Linked DNA regions of Homo sapiens: region 2 is linked to region 1. A link is a contact called in ENCODE Hi-C or POLR2A ChIA-PET data. All regions are on one chromosome and are shown on one strand. The core of a region is the stretch at or near the end of the contact, and the rest is flanking DNA. Distances in the headings are between cores, read along the strand shown.

Region 1 (5,683 bases), core at 1,492-3,991:
GCCTCACTGCCACCTTGCAGTTCGATCTCAGACTGCTGTGCTAGCAATGAGCAAGGCTCTGTGGGCGTGGGACCCTCTGAGCCAGGCGTGGGATATAATCTCCTGGTGTGCTGTCTTTTGAAAAGCGCAGTATTAGGGTGGGAGTGATCCTGTGTTCCATGTGCTGTCCGTCACTGCTTCCCTTGGCTAGGAAAGGGAATTCCCTGACCCCTTGCACTTCCCTGGGAGGCAATGCCACACCCTGCTTTGGCTCACACTCAGTGGGCTCCACCCACTGTCCTGCCCCCACTGTCCTGCCCTCACTGTCCGACAAGACCCTGCGCGATGAACCTGGTACCTAAGTTGGAAATGCAGAAATAACCCGTCTTCTGCGTCGCTCACGCTGGGAGCTGTAGACTGGAGCTGCTCCTATTTGGCCATCTTGGAACCGCCCCCTTAAGATTTTTAAAAGCCCTGTTGAGTAGTTGAGAGGGTCTGTGTGGAACTTTAAGTATTTCTGAGGTCTCAGCAAAGGATCTTATAGTCATAAACTTGATATGAACTTTATATTGAGGGCAAGTTTTAATGGAAATGCCCTTGCTTTGATGTTTGCCCTGTAGCCATTTTTTACTGTAATAAGTCTTTTCATGTCTGAAAAGAATAGTTTTATTCATGAAAAAAAAAAAACTAGTGCTGGCCCCTTCATATTTTCTGTAAATTCTGCTTGAAAATTGAAAAATTCTTTTTCATTCTTTTTTTTTTTTTTTTAACTTATCTTGCTGTTCTTCTGTTTCACTAGAAGAAGCTTTTTCCAGCATTCTGACTGGAAAACTTCTTAGCCAAAACCATAAGTTCCTGAAGTGCCCTTTATATAGCCCATGTTATTGCAGACAATGCTGGTTGTTTTGCCAAAATAACTTGTTTTCTTTTTTTTTCCAGCCTGTAATAATATTTCTTCACTGTACTTTAAGCTTTCACTAAGAGTCTGTGCTTGTGTCTTGTCCCAAAACTCAACAGTTGATGTCTTAGGTTTTAGTTGTCCAGCAACCCACCTCTAGGCCCAACATCAATGGTTAAAAAAGAGGATAGAAGCATGAAAGCAAAAAAAGAAATTACTGTGAAAAAATATATACACAATTCACTATATAAATTTTAAAGCCTTATAATATCAACCTCTCTCACTGTAAGTAAAGCTAAAGTCAGTAAGCTAAGATTACTTGAACCATTTAAGATGAGTCTAGAATTAGATTTAAATAAAAAATGGGAAGTGATCTTAGAAACGAAACAATATATATTAAAGTTTAAAAATGTTTGACACAATAGCTTTATTCTTTGAAATGTATGCTAAAGAAGTCAGAGGTATACTTAAATGTATTACTATGAGGATATGCATTACAATATTATACATGCTAAAAGATTAGAAAGAAAAATAAAAAACTAGGTAAAATAAGAGATTGGCTAAATAAATCATGATATTGCTGTATTAAAAATTAAGACCCAACATCATGTTTTCTGAGGCTGTTTAACATACAGAGAAAAGCTCACAAAATATCAAATAAAAAATCAAGTTTAAAAAATTGGCGATAATACAAACAAATGCATAAAAATGGAAATATATATTCAAGTATTGAGTAGTAATTTTTTCTGATTTCCTAATAATAAATAGTAATAATTTTATAATTGAAAAACCCTCAACAAATAATATATACTGTTTCTAGTGTTTTCTGGGAGTTCAGTTAATGATTTATTATAATTATCATTATCATTATTATCCTTAGAGACAGGATTTCACTCTGTCATCCAGGCTAGAGTATGGTAAAACAACCACAGCTCACGGCAGCCTTGAACTCCTGAGTTCAAGTGATCCTCCCATCTCAGCCTCCACGGTACCTGAGACTACAGATGCATAACACCACACTAGGCTAATTTTTAAGTTGTTTGTATAGAAAGGGTCTTGGTATGTTGTCCAGGCTGGTCTTGATCTCCTGATCTCAAGTAATTCTCTCGCCTTGGCCTCCAAAAGTATTGGGATTACAGGCGTGAGACTCTGTGCTCAATCCATTATTGCTTTGAAAAACGGAAGTTGTGACTCTGACTTCCTTAAAACTGGATCCATATTCGGGGTGAAGTATATCTTGGCCTCTTAGGATTTATCTGATAGGTATAGAAAGTTAGTGTTGGTCAGGCACAGGCACCCTTGGGTAATAGGAAAGTAAAAAGAAAGAGATTTGGTACCTGCTTTAGAAAACAGCTATTAGTAAATAAAAACTGAATTGTTACTTACTGTATCTCTTGTAACAAGAAATTTGTGAAAGAGCATTTGCTCTTACTAGAAAGTCTAAGGTTAATAAATATAAAGTTGAAAAGATAACATTAAAATTATAAAGAAAACTAATTTTTACTTCCTTGGAACATTGAGACAAAAAAAATAATTAATGATCATGAAGTACTTTGAAAATGTATCTACATTGTATAACATCAGACTCGGTGCTAACCTTTGGTAGAGTTCACAACAAATCAATTAATTCTTGATCATCCTGGCAGCACTGCCAAGTATCATTAGTGCTAGAAGCCATAAGCAGCCACTGAAGACCTGCCTATTTGTACTTCCTGGAAGACTTAGTTTTCAGTGTGTGGCATGGAGCTGGCCCTGACTGTACATTATAGCACAAATAATTACTCCTCAAAACTTGGCTTGCTGCAAGCAATTCATTCTTCTCTGCACAGAAGTCCCCCACTCTGACCCAGAGCAGTATGAATGTTGGCTAAAAATAGCAGCTGCACAATGCGGCAGGCAGCCATGGTGAGACTGCATTGATGTGGTTTCATACCCATGGTTTCAGAGCACTTTGCTCACACAAATTAACCCTTAAATACCCTATCTTGTTTCTCTGTTCTTTGAGATATAATGCATGTTTCTTTTTAAGAATAAACTTTGCTTTGCCTGATGGAAAATTCTTCCTTTCTCTCAGTTTATGTGTTTACTGTTTCTTGTTTCTCCGTTTTCTTTCCTTCTGCAGTTGGAGTGGGAGAGTAAGAGTGTCAGTTCTGCCACTGTCACTGCAATTTCTGATCATACTACATGCTCAAAAGAACACATTCACTAACACTGGCTATGTGCTTGTATGTGCTAGGCACTGTGGAGGATAAACATAAAACCCTCATGTCCTTATCGCGTTAACCTCAGGAAAATCAAGCGCTTAAGTAACAAACAGTGAAGCATTTGACTCCAATCTTCAGTCTCACTAAGGTGATTCGAAGATCCCTGACCTCCTCACCCTATGCTTGGTTTCAAGGATCCTCTAATGTGAAGGTCTGCTGAGTGGAATTCTGACTTAAGGACTCCACCTGCATCACTCAAGTCTCAAGTAAAGCCCTATTACAAAGGCTTCTACCACCTTTTGCTGACACATCTTCTTAGTCTTGTTGATCTTGGTTTAAGATTCACTTCACAATCATTCCAGAGGGCCTGGATTCTGTTATGCTAATTGGACCGCTGGACATTCCAGAGTTCCTACGAGGCAGAGGCTGATTAAGCCAAACTCTAACCCTCAAAAAGGAGGATGATGGACAGATGCGATCTCTGCCCTCAAGAAATTTATGATTTAACCATGCATACTAATGGTGGTGATTATAAATACAGCATCTCACGTAATTCTGTTGCCAGATTTTGCTGGATCAATGAGCAGAAAGATGGACCCTGAGTTGCAGTCTATCTTAATATTAATTGTTAACTCCTTAATGCTCACTGTGTAGCAGTGAAAATATTTAGAGCAGCATTTAGCTCTTCTAAATATTTTACATGTGTTTAGTCATTGTATCTCCACAATAACCATATCTTCATCATCCTTTTCAGAGAAAAACTCAGCACTCAAGTTCACAAGAAAAACAGTGACAGAGTCAGGATTCAAACCCATGTGGTGTAATGTGAGAGCATACATGTTAACTATAATAGTAAATAACCACAGGTGGTACTGAATTTCTGGAACGGCAATTTGTATTCTTTGGAGGATCAGTACATTAAATGCTATTCTCAAAAGGAGGCTGTGAATATAAGTTTGGAAAACATTGTATATGCTATGTATGGGATTTATGGCAGATTTTAACATATTACAATTGCATATGTAAATACTGCAGGGAGGAAAACAGTTTTTAGGCTTGTTCAATACAAATTTTCCAGACATTTTTGCCCATGGAATATTTTTTCACCACATAGTTCCTTAATATGCTGCTGAAGAAGATATCTGAAAAGCCCACTTTTAGAAATGACAGGAAAGGAATATAAGAAAAATTGATGTTTCTAAAAAGGACTCATAGTGATAAAATGAGATGAAGGTTCCTATAAAGTCAGGAATTGGGGAGAAGTGTCTGTGTTATGCTTCAGTAAAACATGATGTCGATATTAGCTGACTGTGCTTTATATTTCTCCCTACCCCTGTTCCCATCTGCAATTCATTTTTTTCAAAAAGCTATGTAGTGTGTTTCATGTTCGTCTTGTCTATACTGTGAAGGAAAAACTTCCTTTAAACATTTATTGTAACGTAAAATGTTTAAAGAAGAATAAGATTTATTTTAAAAAGTACACATGTATCAGCTCCATTAATTTAAAATGTGAACACACATGTGCAACTAGCATCCAAATCAAGAAACAGAGTATGACTACAACCCCAGATGCCTCTCCCTTTTCCAGTGACTACCCACGTTCACCAAGCATAACCACTATACTGACTTCTCTTCCCCTAGATTTATTTTTAATTCAGTTTTTTACAGCCTTATTGAGGTATAATTGACATCTATTAAACTACACAAAATTAAAGTGCAGTTATTGATGATGAGTTTTAACATATGTATCCCACACAATCAAGATAATGAACATATCCACCATCCCCCAGATATTCTTTTTGACCTTTATATCAACTAAACGACAACTGCACTGCTTTCTGTCACTGTAAGTTAGTTTGCATTTTATGTAATTTTACATAAGTGGAATCATACCTGTGTATTCTGTCTCTTTTTGAGTGGAATCTGGCTTATTTCAATCAGCATGATTACTTTAAGATTTTTTCATGTTTTTTTTCCATTAGTAGTTTATTCTTTTTTATTGCTGTATAATATTCCATTTTATGGATATACCACAATGTGTTTACCTGTGTGTCTTTTGATGGAAATTTGAATTGTTTTGGCCTTCTGGCCATTAGAAATAAAGCTTCCATGAACATTTGTGTAGAAGTTTTTGTGCAGATGTATGCTTTCATTTCTTGCTAGCTAGCTAGCTATACCACCTAGGAATGGCATGCCTGAGTCACATGACATATGTATACTTAACATTTTAGGGAATTACACACTTTTCTAACGTGGATGGAGAAATGTACATTGCCGTCAGTAGCATACCATGTTTCAGTTGTTTCATATTCTCATTGACAGTTGATATGGTTGGGGTTTCTCATTTTAGTCATTCTAGTGTTATGTAGTGATATCATATTGAAATTTAATTCACAATTCCTAAAAGGCATCTTTTCGCATGCTAACTTGCCATCTGTACAACCTCTTTGGTGGAATATCTGTTCAAATAGTTTTTCCTTTTTATTTCTCTTTTTTATTGAGACTTGAATGTTGTTCTTTCTCTGTTTTGGATACAGACTCTTAGTTTGATATGAGTTATGCAGATTTTTTTTTTTTTTTCAATTGATAGCTTGCTACTTCT
Region 2 (4,910 bases), core at 542-3,041, 49 kb before region 1:
TCACCATGTTAGCCAGGATGGTCTCGATCTCCTGACCTCGTGATCTGCCTACCTTGGCCTCCCAAAGTGCTGGGATTACAGGCGTGAGCCACCACACCCGGCCCCTTCAAATACATTTTAAACATATAAAATTATTGTATATTACCTATGACTGCATGCATATGTAAGTAGTGAAAGTATGTAAGACATGCGTAGGGACAATGTATGACTATTTCAGAAGAGTGGCCACATTTAGTAGAAGAAGCAGATGGTAGTGAGGCATTAGCCGTTTTTATAATGTTTCTGTTTTTGTTTTCTAAAGGGGCTTTAAACCATATGTAGCAAAGTATTAATATGTGTTTAGGTATTTTTGTACATGAGTACTTGCATTAACAGTAGTATATCCCATACTTTTCTACACGTTTGTTTTATCTAAATAAAAGTGAATTAAAAATTAAAGCCTTAACCCACTTTTTCTGCTAAAAGCTTCCTCATCAGGCAGAATCTCAAATCATTCACAGCTAATATTTACATTTAGTAGTTGAGAAATATTTTTCCATCTGGCATTGAGGTAAGGATGCTATTTTTAAGACAATACATTATTGTGTATTACTATTTTATAAAAGATAACACATATGCCATGAAGATAGTATGCAAGGGACTGAGAAACTTTGAAAGTGCCACAGTTTTCCTCTAAAACATTAAAATTGCACAAAAATTCTATAAATGAATTACTTCCCTTACAGAAAGGTATGTTGTCAAATAATTTTGAAAGTAGGATCAGAAAACTGGCTTCTAGCTCAGTTCTGCTAGTAATAGTTTAAGCATGGGCAAGGTGGTTAACTTTTCTGGTTCTTCACTTTATTTGTAAAATGAAGATATTCTTTCTAGCTCTGAGTCCTCTCAGTAGGTGGTAGAGTGGCGGAGTGTAAAGGAAGTAGGTTCAGAAGTCAGACTGGGGCATGTAAGAGCATTTACAGTCCCTATCTTACAGGGTGTTTATGAAAAATTTATAAAATAATAGAAACACGTCCTTAAAATAGTGCCTGGCAAATATAAAAGGGCTCAGCTTTTTTAATTGCTGTTTTAAAGTGTTGTGATTCAGTATACTCAGAACCATGCTAGGCTTGTGAAAGATTATAATACCAAATACATTGTTTTGGTTTATCACTTGTATATTTCCACTATTTTGTTACATCCCAGAATTGAAAGAGATACAATAAGTATAGTACATGAGATAATTACTAATCCATATAGTCTCTAAGAAGAGTGAGGTGGTGAGGTTCATCCTCAGTCTAGAAGAGGAGCTCAGGGATGAGACATGCCTGTGATGGGGCTTGGACTGAGTCTAAAAGGATTTAATGAGTAACGTGGAAAACTAGCTTAGTCTTAGTGGCCATTCTTACCTCAGTCTCTTCTCAGTTGTCAGTGCTAATTATTGCAATGAAATAACAAAGTCCTAAGTAATTTTTATCACTAACAAGGAGAGTTCTAGGTTATGGGAAGAATCTGACTTAATTCTTTACAACCTGGGGCATGGATTGATAATTTATTTCTTAAGCAGGAAGTTTATGTGCCAAAATTTGCATGCCTCTACTTAAAAGCATGAACTCTATTTCTTTCTAAAACTCAAATACTCTTTCCAAACAAGCTGTTTGTAATCTTCTTTGCCAGGCATCTCTCTGCACGCTCATCACTTTTCTCTTGCCCAATGAGGCAGTGCACTTGGTTTTGTGCTTCTTAGATTGAACCAGGAGGAGAATTCAGCTGTCACCAACAAAGAGGAAGTCAGCCTTGAGCAGAGGGTTACGTCACTGTCTAGAATTGTCAATGCCTTCCCCCTAGAGGAAAGGCAGCTTCTCTTAGAGAGCTAACCATTAAATTAGATCCTTTTAGAAATCAGGCTCTGGAAGAGTTTATTCAGAGTCTCTGGCTAACTAGGCAATGTGGTGAACTGCAATAAGCAAAGTTTCCCAGGCAGGTGGATCTAGGTTGGCTCTTCCTCCTTCAAGCTACTGAGATTATTGTGGCAAATTACTTACCTTCCCTGAGACTATTTTCTTATTTGTAAAATTGGAATAAAAATGAACCTACCTTATTGGGCTATTGCAAGGATTAACATGATAGTTCATGTATAGTATTTAGGAAACTAACCAATAAAATGAAAGTTACTTACGTGTGTGTTGCACATAATTTGGTATATCTATATTAGTTCCCATCCCTTTGCCCTTTCTTCTCTTTCCGAAAAGTAAATCAGTGTTTCAAAATAGTAGTATTGATGTTTTATATTTATTCTCTAGAAAGTATAAAGAGAAAATTCAATATAATCTCAAATATATTGAGATAGTGACTCTTCAAATTCAGTATAATCTTAAACAGTAGATATAAAACTCAAAATTCTATTTGATCAAGAGAGAGAAGACTACTATAAAGAGAATAGAATGGCACACAGTTTTCTTTTATATCAAGCCAGCTGTTTAGGTAGGTAATGGTGTTTGTTTCCCCAGTCCACATTGTTACCCACGTTAATTAACATTTTGTTTCTGTGAGGATCCCAACATGCCTTTGCTGATACCCTTGAACGTGACCTCCTAACATCTAAGGTTTTGTTGTGTTTCGTTTTGTAGTTGTGCATATTTCTCATGTTGTTTGATGTAAAAGGATTTTGAATGGAGATGGTACTTAATGAGTTAAGTGATCTCAGAAATCTGATTCAGAATCCAAATTGAGGTTTTTTTTTTCCTTTTTGGTCCCATACTAATCATTTTGTTCACCTGAGCTGACTCTCTAGTCACAAACTAATCAAGTCTTTGAAACGCTTTCATTTCCTCTTTTATGCTGTCTTTCACAAGGAAGCAGGAACAGAGTACTAGTTTTGACAGAAAGGAGCCACTGCTGCTTTTTACATCATGGTCCTCTGTGTATTCCCAGTGTGACACTGCTCTCAGAAGAGATGGCTAGAAAGCAGCTCCTGTGAGAGTGGCCCTGAATATCAGGTAACTTTTCCAGTGCTGAGGCATTTCTAGAACTCAGGTATTTTCTTCTGTTACCCTTGTGTGGATTAAAACACAGAATATTCAGACCCCTCCTGGAAATGACCATGATGAAACCATAGATAGCTAAGGAGAGCAAGGACATAATTGTGTGCTCTATAGTGTATTGATACCAGGTAAATCTAATGAGAAGAGATTCCATAAGTGATTCTCATTTTACCAATGTTTTCTTTTCTGTATATCTAGCTACCTTAATCATAGTAATGATAAAAGTTCATTAAACACTATATGCTAGGCATTTCTACTGTCTTAACATTCATAGTACCTACCTATGAGGTGTAGGTACTATAATCATATGCACTTTATCTATGAGGGCACTGAAGCACAGAGAAGTAAATAGATTATAGTCATACAGCTTGTAAGTCTAAGTGGTAGGCCCTGGAATCTAACTTGAGTCTTTGGACTGTAACTCCAGCAGAACCAGATTTGGAGAATGTACTTGCAAAAGGCTGCAATTTGTCCAAAGCTGCTGCTGCTTCCAAATGTCATTTGGATTGTGTGAACAAGATAGTTTTGAAAAGGGAGCTCCCCACTGAGATACAGGCTTTCTTTAGAATAGCCTTGCCTCAGCTCCAATTACTTTAGTGTTTAGCACATGCAGTGAGGCTCCTAACTCTCTCTCAATCTCAGATGGCTGTAGGGATTATTAGACAAGGCATATGTGATATTAGGCTGCTATCTGAGGACCTATTATAAAAAGATTATTTTCTAAATTTATTATAAATTTTCTCTGGCATGTACTAGATATGTTTGTTATTTTAATGCCCAGCTGTTTTTTTCAAGGATTCATTCTTTTTGGAAGATAAATAGCAAGGTGCAACAGAGAGTACATATTTTCACTTTTTCAATGTGCATACTTCATTATGTATATAAAAAGATAGACAACATGTTTTGGTGCTAAAAAAGAATTACAAGAAGAACCTGAAATCACAGAAATATGCTGTGTGTAACCAAGTCAATATAGAAATGAAAAAGTATGAATCAGAAATACTTAGAGGAAACTCATTTTTCACCTTTCCTTGGTAATACTCAGTAAAGGAAAGGGCTTTTCTAGGTATAGCTCAGAAGGAAATGAAAAGGGTTTTTTTAGAGAGAGCTCAGAAGGAAACAAGCAGTGATATCATTCATTCCATGAGGAAAACTCTAGTTAATGGTAACAAGAAAGTGACCCTTCGTCATTGAGAACATTTTCTACTTTTCTTGTGACACAATACAAGACACCGTGTGTATTTTTTTTTTTTTTTTTTTTTACAGAAATGTGAATGAATGAAAACAAATGTCCCTTTCCTCAGATCCTATATGGGAACTATGCTGGGGCACTTAATGTTCTACTGGGCTTACCATTTCTTTCAGTGAAGTTAATGATCATGCATCTTTACAACAACATGGATTAACAGAGCACCTGGAAAGTCCCTATTTCCTGGTTTCTGTGACTCAATAAACTTATAGATATTTTCACATCATAAAGCATCTATGCTTTATGCTTCATCTAAGACCTTAGAATATACCTTAAACAAACTGTAACTTCTATCATATATGGAGACCTGCATCTATCACTGTCTTTGAAAACAAGTATCATGAATTGTTACACCCGAGGGTAAAAACCCATGAATGTGGGATGTGGCATTAATGGACAAGGAATAGAGCAATAAGCAAGAGCAAAATAACAGAGCCTCTTATATTTTATACTAAGGAGTTTCAGCTTCAACAATGAGGTGTGGGATGCCACTGAAGTGTTTTAGAAAAGGCAGCATTATCATCAGACTTTTATTTTAGAGATATCACTTTCATGTCACTGTGAAAATGTTACTGTAAATGACTAAGAAAATCATATTTATATTATATATTACATTAGCTGACAGCATTTGATTTAAAGCT

Evidence for each region. Hi-C counts contacts between places; a loop is a spot of excess contacts on that map. ChIA-PET counts read pairs that join two places held with the same protein, here RNA polymerase II (POLR2A). Pooled maps may share reads with other maps.
Region 2: a pooled map shows a loop between it and region 1 (5-fold over the local background). The contact joins two enhancer-like sites. A Hi-C loop is called at or near these places in 1 of 168 maps with a recorded cell type or tissue (Caco-2), 6 of 37 single-sample maps with no recorded cell type and 6 of 50 pooled maps. POLR2A ChIA-PET finds 5 or more read pairs at or near these places in 3 of 52 experiments (H1, HCT116 and activated CD4-positive, alpha-beta T cell).

What each region holds. Positions count from the first base shown.
Region 1 is chr7:20,062,549-20,068,231 of GRCh38, reverse strand. The region is part of intron 1 of MACC1-OT1 (MACC1 3' UTR overlapping transcript 1); the gene reads left to right. Among named protein-coding and RNA genes, the nearest start is that of MACC1-OT1, 75 kb to the left of the region's middle. Within about 2 kb of position 2,741, at least 3 of the 41 ENCODE cell types and tissues checked have a DNase peak (open chromatin) inside an H3K27ac peak, as active enhancers do.
Region 2 is chr7:20,111,517-20,116,426 of GRCh38, reverse strand. The region is part of intron 1 of MACC1-OT1 (MACC1 3' UTR overlapping transcript 1); the gene reads left to right. LOC105375181 (a long non-coding RNA gene) reads right to left here. Exons shown (of 4, transcript NR_187885.1): 3 at 2,156-2,275. Among named protein-coding and RNA genes, the nearest start is that of MACC1-OT1, 26 kb to the left of the region's middle. Within about 2 kb of position 1,791, at least 2 of the 41 ENCODE cell types and tissues checked have a DNase peak (open chromatin) inside an H3K27ac peak, as active enhancers do.